Regions from separate parts of the Homo sapiens genome. Here region 1 is linked to region 2. A link is a contact called in ENCODE Hi-C or POLR2A ChIA-PET data. All regions are on one chromosome and are shown on one strand. Each heading gives the region's core, a stretch centred on a gene start or an enhancer-like site at or near the end of the contact. The rest is flanking DNA. Distances are from core to core; before and after follow the strand shown.

Region 1 (5,131 bases), core at 782-3,281, 86 kb before region 2:
ATGATGAAGTATTATTCAGCCTTCAAAAATAAGGAAATTCTGTCACTGGAACAACATGAATGAACTTGGAGGATTTTATGTTAAGTGAAATAAGCCAAACACAGAAAGATAAATACCACATTATCTCACTTATATATGCAGCCAAAAAAAAAGTGAAACTCATAGAAATAGAATAGAATGGTGGTGACCAGAGACTGGGGATAGTGGGGATTGGGGAGATGTTATGATTTGGCTCTTCATCCCCACCCAAATCTCATGTTGAATTGTAATCCCTAGTGTTGGAAGTGGGGCCTGGTGGGAGGTGATTAAATCATGGGGGTGGACATCCCCCTTGCTGTTCTCATGATAGTGAGTGAGTTCTCCTGAGATCTGGTTGTTTAAAAGTGTGTAGCACTTACTCTTTCTCTCTTCCTCTCCTGCTCCACCATGTGAAGATGTGCCTGCTTCCCCTTCACCCTTCTAACATGATTGTAGGTTTCCTGAGACTTCCCCAGCCATGCTTCCTGTACAGCCTGTGGAAGTGTGAGTCAATTAAACCTCCTTTCTCAAAAATTACACAGTCTCAGGTAGTTCCTTACAGCAATGTGAGAATGGACTAATATAGGAGATGTTGGCCAAAGGGCACAAAATTTCAATTACACAAGAGGAGTAAATCCAAGAGATTTATTGTACATCATGGTGACTATAGTTAATAACAATATATTGTATATTTGAAAATCACTAAGAGACTAGATTTGAAGTGTTCTCACAAAGAAACAAGTCAGTGAGGTGATGCATTTGTTAATTTGCTTGATTTAGCTGTTCCACAATGTATACATATTTCAAAACATAATGTCGTATACCCTAAATATATATAATTTGTAGTTGTCAATTAAAAAATAAAGAATGAAGGAAATCAATAACAGAAGAATAGCTTAAACATCTTATATGTTGGAAATCAAATAATGTTACTAAAGAAATTTTGGGCAGAGTGCAGTGGCTCACGCCTGTAATCCCAGCACTTTGGGAGACTGAGGTGAGTGGATCACTTGAGACCAGGAGTTTGAGAGCAGCCTGGATTACATGGAGACACCTCATCCCTACAAAAAACAAAAAAGCCCCAGAACATAAAAATTAGCCAGGTGTGGTGGTGCATACCTGTAGTCTCAGCTACTTTGGAGGCTGAGGTGGAGGATCCATTGAGTTTGGGAGGTTGAGGCTGCAGTGAGCCATGATTGCACCACCGCACGCCAGCCTGGGCAACAGAATGAGACTCGGTCTCAAAACAACAACAAAAGAAGTCTTGGAGTTAAAAAGAAGTCATACAAAATTTTAAAATATTTTGAACTGAATTAGAGGTGAGGCAGTCCCAGATGTGGATCCTAATGGACTGAAGTCAGGTTGACCTAAATCTCTGAGATACAGAAAGTCCACAGCTGTCAGGAGTGTCTGTGCACTAGAATTAGTGGGTTGCTAGATAATCCTGAGGCTACGTTCTCAGAATTTTACTGCCAATAATGTTGCAAAGTTCTTACTGAGCAAGTGCGTATCTAGATGCTTGGAATTCCCACACTTTTCTTGAAGGATGTGTTGTTTGTGAATTATCGCTTGGGTGACCATATGTACTAGATTGCCTGGAACAGTTCCGGTTCACGTTGGCTGTCCTGATAAAATTATTAAGGGCACCACCTTTTACTTTCAGAAGTGTCCTGTTATGAGTGATATATTATGTCATCACCCTAATTATCAGTTTTAACTTAAGTTGGCCATGATCTTAAAGGGTTGATATTTTTGCATTAAATAATGTATTTGTAAATTATCATCACAGTATTCTTTTGGTCATTGTTTTTTTTCTTGTATAATTACTGCATTACTACCATTTTGATTGATTTGTTCCTCTCCTCTAATTCTTTGTTATGATGCTTTTTGTCCCATGGGAAAGTTAGAATGGATGAGATGGGCAAGCTGTGGGGAACATTGTGTCCCCAAGTGGAGCACATTCAAAAGACTATGTGAGTCACATTTCTTTGAGGTCTGCTTCCTGCTGTGAAGCTGACTTCCTGTTTCAGTACATTCTCATTTCTGATCCAGAAGTAAACACATTTCAGGACACTTAACATTTAAATTCTATCAAGAAATTTATTTTCTTTGATGTGGATGCAGCCAATTTAAATTTCATCACAGGTGCAGAAGAACCAGAAGCAATAGAAAGAGGAGCAAATCGATCATCATCTAGTGCCTGTGAGCTGGATTTGGGTCACCTGGGTGCCTCCCTGCTTCGAGAACCAACAGTGTGGTGGTTTCAAGGACCTCGGCTTCTGGTTTGGGACCACAAATATTTCCTAATCTCTAGAAATGCTCTCAGTTTACGATCTGCTTTAGACACGCACTACTAAGTTTATATCAAAGGACACTCTGGTTTGAAATGTGCTCTGGTATCCATCAATGAACATTTTTCTTCATGCTCGGTAGCAATGATGGTTTAAAACTGTTCTTGCCATTAATAAATCTGGAATAGGGGCGAGGTGCGGTGGCTCACACCTGTAATCCCAGCATTTTGGGAGGCCGAGGCAGGCAGAGTACTTGAGGTCAGGAGTTTCAGACCAGCCTGGTCAACATGGTGAAACCCTGTCTCTGCTAAAAATACAAAAATTAGCTGGGTGTGGTGGCAGGTGCCTGTAATCCCAGCTACTCAGGAGGCTAAGGCAGGAGAATTGCTTGAACCTGGGAGGCAGACGTTGCAGTGAGCCGAGAACGCACACCTGCACTCCAGCCTGGGCGGCAGAGCAAGACTCCATCTCAAAACATAAGTAAGTAAGTAAATAAATTTATCTGGAATAGGCATAACCAACATATTTTGCAACCATAAAGACAGTCCTAGGTTATGTCCCCAGGGCCGAAAAGAAATCTGGGGTGGCACAAAGCAATTTAAAACGAGCAGAAAATAATGTGAGTTGCTTCTTCCTATTTCCTTTTCTGCTTGGGTCTCACAAAATTCACAGCATGTCTGCTGTATGGCTTTTTGTTCTTTAAGGTTCCTGCAGGGGAAAGGACAACCTACGGGCAAGATGTGTGGAGGCCAGGCTTGGTTGCTTATGCCTGTAATCCCAGCACTTTGGGAGGCCGAGGCAGGCAGATCACATGAGACTAGGAGTTCTAGACCAGCCTGGCCAACAGGATGAAACCCCATCTCTACTAAAAATACAAAAATTAGCCAGGCATGGTGGTGCACATCTGTCGTCTCAGCTACTCGGGAGGCTGAGGCAGGAGAATTGCTTGAACCTGGGAGGTGGAGGTTGCAGTGAGCCGAGATCATGCCACTGCACTCCAGCCTGGGAGACAGAGCAGGACTCTATCTCAAAAAATAAAAAAATTAAAAAAGATGGATGGAACATGTATGAAGTTTTAGGGTATGTATGTTGATACACTACTTTGCTAGAGGGTAGACTTGTAGCAGTCTGGAATATTTAGAAACATGGGTAGAAACTGGAGGTTACTGGAAAAGATCTTTGAACTCTGGAAATTAGTGCTATGAAGCACAGTACCAAAAAGCCACCAACTGTCCTCCTAGGAAAGACCCTTCGCTCATTTTCTCATAACACCTTGATATGGTTTGGATGTGTGTCCCCTCCAAATCTCATGTTGAAATGTGATCCCAGGTGCTGGAGGTGCGGCCTCTTGGGAGGTGTTTGGTCATGGAGGTGGGTCCTCATGACCTCGTGGGTGCTATCCTCTTGGTAATGAGTGAGTTCTCGCTCTGGGTTTATGTGAGATATGGTTGTTTAAAAGTGTGTGGCATCTCCCCCACCTCCTCTTGCTCCCTGTCTCACCATGCGCTGCTTCCGCCTTCACCTTCAGTCATGATTGTAAGCTCCCTGAGGCCCTCACCAGAAGTAAATGCTGGCATCACACTTCCTGTACAGCCTGCAGAACTATGAATCCATTAAACCTCTTTTCTTTATAAATTACCTAATCTCAGGTATTCATTTATAGCAACACAAAAAATGGACTAATACACACCTAAACTCGAATTTTGCTCATAAGGTTCCCTTACACTTTTAAAGGGCCTGACAGTTTATAACCACGGACTAGTGAGCCAGTTTGAGTTCAACCATTTTACTTTCTTCTGATGTACACTCTCCTAAGTGGGTGGCACTACAATCCCAAACCCACCACTAGAGATTTTAATTCAGGAAATCTGATGGAGGGGTGGGTCTAAGGATCAGTTTCAACAAACATCTACCTCCCTTGGATTCTCTGGTGGGTGTTCCTAGGACCACACCGTTGTGGCGGGAAGGCCACGTTCTGTGGGACAGCTGGGGAAGCACAGGGTACCAACTGGAAGAGCCCAAGCTGGGATCCTCCTCAGGCTGAGTCCACGGTCTCGGATTTGTGAGATTCAGAGTCCGGGGCAGATCTGTTGCAGCAGGTCTGTGTTTTCTCCATGGCCAAAGCAAGTCAGGTGAGCAGTGCACCTGTGACAGCTGGCAAGGCAGGTGAAACTTGCATACCTAGGAAAATGAGCACTTATACCTTCAAGTGTTTCAACCTTGGGAAGGTTGTATGATGGCTGCTTAAATTAGGATGTCTTTGGATTATTGCAGTGTCCAGTTATTGTTGGGTGCTGTATTCATTATTGGTGCCAAATACCAAGAAATAAATAATATTCTCAAACATGAAATAAAAATGTTTATATGATTCTAAATATTTAATAGAAACCAAATTCATGGGAGGAAAAACTAAGTCCCATGTTTTTTCATTTCCTCAAACCAGTCTAAATAGCATGGGTATGTAGGAGGATAAACATCCGCGTGACACGCTTCCAGGTTGAAAGGAAGCAGAATGGCCTAAAGTCAGTCCCCATTGTTCTATCGTGGCTGCTTGGCCTCTGGAAAATTACTTAATATTGCTGTCTCAGGTATTGTTTGTGAAGTTGGAAGCAGGGGATGGGAGTGACATATTTTGTCCTTTATAAACATCATGGGCTGATTTATTAAAATTCACCCAAGTGACAGGATGTCTTACAAAGCATGAAGGTATTGGAACAAAAGGCTAGAAAAATACTGATTTAGAAATGGTCGAACTTCCTATGTTTCCAGGAAGACCATGTGCCTGGTTCTACACATTCACTTGAGTAGCTGGTGTGGTCACG
Region 2 (5,020 bases), core at 1-2,500:
GGAGCAAGTCATTCTAATCCTCTTAGAAGAAATGTCCATGGGGACACCCAGACTTCAACAAGACTTTGAGCCTAGTGATAATTAATGTAAGTTATGAAGTTCAAAACAGAAGTTAGACCGGGTTTCTAAGCACAAAAATTTGGCAACTTAAAATGATTTCAAAGTGGAATTATCACATCAGTATAACCTTATGATAATACATATCCCTCCTTCCTAAATTACTCATATCCTGATACCAGAACAAGAGTTTTAGAGCTCAGAAGGGTTAGTGTCTAAAATCATAGACTGAATTAGAAGTGACTTCAGTAGGCTTAGAAAATACCACTTTGTAGGAAAAAAACAACCTCTCCTCCCAAACCAATTTTACCAAAGACTGCAAAATAGATAAATATTTTAAAAGTAGAGAAGACTCAATTATAGGCTAAACTCTTTATCATACCTTGTCTGTGTGTTTAATGTGGCAATGGTCACCAAAGTCCCTTGAAGTACAGTAATATTCATTTGTGCCTCCCCCATCCCCACTCTGCTCTTGAAGTTCCAGAAGGGCAGATCCAAAATAACATTTATCCTTGTATTGCCCATCGTTATTGAACAAGTAGATACTCAATTATTTGCTGAACTAAAATGAATTTGTGAAAATGGTCATTCTAAACGAAGGGCTGTGTTGGGACTTTGAGCTTCAATGTGGTTAGGCTTATTTTCTACAAAATTATTTTCCCAACATCCAGTGAGTTTTGAATTAAGAGAATTTGTTTAAATCCTACAGTAGACTTTTCAATCAATCTAAACCATCTCCTTAACTGAATATCTAGACAGAGAGAGAGAGTGAGAGACAGAGAGAGCGCGCCACAAGATTGTCCATATAGGAGCTCCAGAAATCCGCATCCACCCAAAATGCGTCCCGGGGCAGAGAAGTTTAGGCTGCGCTCCTCCCACCTCCTTGGATGGGTCCCAGCTGAGAATACTCACTGGGCTGAGCCAAGTTTGCTCTCCCTCTTCCCGAGCACTTTCGCAGGCTTTGTGTCTTCCACATCTTGCTGTAGTTCAGTCATCGGGGCCGTGTCTGGAGGGCACCTTCAGACTTCCGCGCGCCTGGCTCTGCCCCGGCTCGTCCCGGCTTCTAGGTCCGGGTGCGCAGGCCAAGCAAGCGGCGCCGTGCCCTCCCCTGCACCCTCCGCCCAGCGCATCCAGGCCGGGCCGCGCCAAGCTCCCGGGGCCGCGGACCTGGACACGTCGGAGCGGGCGCGATTGGTCCGACCCACTGTGGAAAAGCCGAGAGGGAGGGAAGGGGAGGGTCGAAGCGAAGTGACAGCCTCTTTCCCCAACCCAGGAGGCAGAGAAGAGAAAAAGGAAACCTGTTGAACGAGTCTTTCGGGAGAGGAAGCTAATTGGCCAAGCAGGTGGAACATTTGCCTAAGAAGGCACAATCTGTTTAGCCTCCTGGTAAATTAAGCTTTTTGTTTTCTATCCCGACTGTAACAGGGGGATTTTTAGAGGGCAGCCGGCTCTAGATACCGGAAATGGAGACGTCTGAGTGGGACGCCCTGTCACACAAATGCGCTGTGTGGGCTGGCCTATGCCCCATCCTAAATTATTCAAACAGGATATTGCTTCATTGAGGGACTGCCTCTTCTGCTTAAACAATAGGTCTGCTCAATTTTTTATGTGGGAATAACAAAGGTAATAAGTAGTTGCCTTTGGTGGTGTTTTGGTTAACCCTTCATCGTTCTGGGGTGGGGGGGGTGGTTAGAGGGGCAAAGAAGAAGCAACCATCAAAATCTTCAAATATTGGGTTATGACTGTTCTCATCAAAATCAAAATTGGTGTTTGATAATTCCCAAGCCGTCTCTTTGTTGCCCATAGTTGTGCAAGTACCTTATTTACTATGCACTCAACCAGTACCGTGAATGCCTCTTCTTCCCACCTTTTGGTGACATTTTGACTTGCCTGTTCTAAGGTTTTGTATTGGAAGCATTCACTCATTCATTCATTGAACAAACTTTTGAGAGCTACAAAGTTCCAGGCATTGTTCTCAATCAGGGGTGTCCAATCTTTTGGCTTCCCTGGGTCACATTGGAAGAAGACGAACTGTCTTGGGCCACACATAAAATATACTAACACTAAGGATAGATGATGAGCTTTAAAAAAGGTCTGTGCAGGGGCCAGGCACGGTGGCTTACGCCTGTAATCCCAGCAGTTTGGGAGGCCGAGGCGGGTGGATCATTTGAGGTCAGGAGTTCGAGACTAGCATGGCCAACCTAGTGAAACCCCATCTCTACTAAAAATACAAAAATTAGCTGGGTGAGGTGGCGCAGGCGCTTGTAATCCCAGCTATTTGGGAGGCTGAGGCAGGAGAATCACTTGAGCCTGGGAGATGGAGGTTGTGGTGGGCCAAGATGCACCACTGCACTCCAGTCTGGGCAACAGAGTGAGACCCTGTCTCAAAAAAAAAAAAAAAATCCGTGCATAAATGTCACCATGTTATAAGACAGTTTATGAATTTGTATTGGGCTATATTCACAGCTGTTCTGGGCTGCAGGTTGGGCAAGCTTGTATAAACATTGACTTGTTATAGCAAATGACATTTGTATTGGTGGTTTTCTAATTTGCAATGGAGTAGTTGACAATTAGAATAATTAATATAAACGTTATTATTGGAAGCCTGACTTGACTTCAAAACAATTACAAGTGGCAACAGTAGAGCATGACATGCCTGGGAAAAAACGACTAACTATGTTCTGGGGCTGCAAGTCCTTCATTTTTCTCTTAAAATAAAGTTTAGATTTAAGAGTATTACAAAGACTATACAACCATAGTATGTACATGTATGTATGTAGTTTGTAGGGTGTATGTGTGTGTAAAACACCTAACCTTCTAAATAACTTCAAACATTTTGGAGGTGCAAGTTCTTTCCAAAGTTTTCTTATTCCTTCTCTTTTTACATATATATCATTAGGCTGAGAGAACAAAAGCATCTTTTTGTAGCCTGCTTGCTCCAAAATTGATGTTTGTGACATTTGAAAAATAAGTAAAAGAAAAAGCTTACATAAATTCCAGAAGAGTTGGCTTAGTCAGGCCTCTCTCTCTTTTTCTTTCCTGACCACTGACTGCTTTGCTATAGGAGCTGTGCTAGGTGGGATGGGGAAAACTCTGGGTGACCTGAAAGCTTGAAGGCTGTCTCCTTGGTGCCCATAGTTGCCTCTTCCTGGGGACATTCCTGATGCCTTCACCTCTAGATCCCCACCCTCCTCAGAATAGGGATAGGTTTGGAACAGAGATGAGGTTGTCAATTTCCCAAACTCTGGATGAGGACTCTCAGATCTCAGGTGCACTCCAACTTCTCATTACAGAGCTCAGATCAGACTGACTTTTCCCCGCTAAGTAATTTATTTATTGTGGTAAAATATACATAACATTACTATTTATCATTTTAATAAGTGTATAATTCAGTGGCATTCAACACTTTCACAATGTTATTTAACTATCACCACTTATCTGTACCCAAAACTTTTTTTTATCATCCTTGGCATAAACTCCCATTAAATACATTAAACAATAACTCTTTCTTTCTCACCTCCTCCCAGCCTCTGGTAGCCTCTAGTTTACTTTCTGTCTCTATAAATTTGTCTGTTTTAGGTACCTCACATTAGTGGAATCATACAATATTTTTCCTTTTGTGTCTGGCTTGTTTCACTCAGTGTAATGTTTTCAAGGTCAATCCATGTCATAGCATATATCCAAATTTCATTTTTTTTTGGCTGGATGATATTCCATTGCATGTATATACCACATTTGGGTTGCCCGTTTATCTGTTGATGGACCCTTGGGTTGTTTCTAGCTTTTGTCTATTGTGAATGATGCTGCTATGAACATGGGTGTGCAAATGTTTGTCTGAGTCCCTGATTTCATTTCTTTTGGATATATACCTAGGAGTAGACTTGCTGGGTCATATGGTAGTCTATGTTTACCCTTTTGAGAAATCATGGTCAGCCCTCTTTTAATGCATGAGTAAGGGCAAGTATTCAAAGCAGTCTTAGCATGGGCTTATGGCTCAAATAAAGAGCACTCAGTTACCCTAAAATAGCTTAAAGTTCTTTAGTGCATGGTATAAGGACTTCCAATGGTGTGGTTTTAAGTGAGAAGGAGCAGGTGAGGTTGAAGTGGAAGGCAGGGCTGGTAGGGAAAATATCAGTCTTTTCCTAGAGTGGAAGAATTAGAAAGGAGCAAGTAAGCTACAATATTTTACCTACTGATGTTTGCTTACGTTTAAAAGGCATTGTTAAACAACTGCCTAATTTGTTTATTCTTGGGGCTATTCTACAGTAATATATGGAATATAGTATTCAAGAGGCACGGCAGATAAACAATAAAGGAAATGTCATTGCCATGTGACAAAATAGAGATGTAAGATTATGCCTATGATATGTGAGAGGAGACAAGATAAAAAGATTATGCCTAAAATATGTTTTAGGATGCCCTTTGATATTGTACCAATAAGAGACATTATTTTTCTTCCTCTAAGTCTCTGGGAATCCAAATTCTTGTTTTTAAAAGCAAAGAAGATTTCTTTTCTTTTCTTTCTTTCTTTTTTTTTTTTTTTTTTTGAGAAAGAGTCTCGCTCTGTTGCCCAGGCTGGAGTGCAGTGGCACGATCTCAGCTCACTGCAACCTCTGCCTCCTGGGTTCAAGCAATTCTCCTGCCTCAGCCTCTCGAGTAGCTGGGACTACAGGCACACACCACCACGCCCAGCTAATTTTTGTATTTTTAGTGGAGACGGGGTTTCACCATATTGGCCAGGCTGGTCTCGAACTCCTGACCTGGTGATCTGCCCACCTTGGCCTCCCAAAGTGCTGGGATTACAGGCGTGAGCCACCATGCCTGGCAAAAGCAAAGAAGATTTCTAGCTGATACTTTTTCTAGTTTTTAAAACCACTTTGGTAGAAGATGCCAGACATAACACCTTTGGTGGGTGGGAGCTTCTATGCAAACAGCTTTGATGTTTGATATTGGTCAGATATTG

The links. A loop is a pair of places that touch in the nucleus more often than their neighbours do. ChIA-PET counts read pairs that join two places held with the same protein, here RNA polymerase II (POLR2A). Pooled maps may share reads with other maps.
Region 1: a map of CD8-positive, alpha-beta T cell shows a loop between it and region 2 (5-fold over the local background). The contact joins the enhancer-like site here to the promoter of GRAMD2B in region 2. A Hi-C loop is called at or near these places in 12 of 168 maps with a recorded cell type or tissue (CD4-positive, alpha-beta T cell, CD4-positive, alpha-beta memory T cell, CD8-positive, alpha-beta T cell and 6 more), 4 of 37 single-sample maps with no recorded cell type and 14 of 50 pooled maps. POLR2A ChIA-PET finds 5 or more read pairs at or near these places in 17 of 52 experiments (AG04449, CD4-positive, alpha-beta T cell, CD4-positive, alpha-beta memory T cell and 12 more).

What each region holds. Positions count from the first base shown.
Region 1 is chr5:126,505,976-126,511,106 of GRCh38, reverse strand. No RefSeq gene overlaps it. Among named protein-coding and RNA genes, the nearest start is that of GRAMD2B, 85 kb to the right of the region's middle. Within about 2 kb of position 2,031, at least 10 of the 41 ENCODE cell types and tissues checked have a DNase peak (open chromatin) inside an H3K27ac peak, as active enhancers do; they include CD4-positive, alpha-beta T cell, CD8-positive, alpha-beta T cell and heart right ventricle, where a contact is called at or near this core.
Region 2 is chr5:126,419,639-126,424,658 of GRCh38, reverse strand. GRAMD2B (GRAM domain containing 2B) reads right to left here and starts at 1,250. Exons shown (of 14, transcript NM_023927.4): 1 at 970-1,250. The coding sequence starts at 1,052. RefSeq lists a silencer at 1,146-1,275.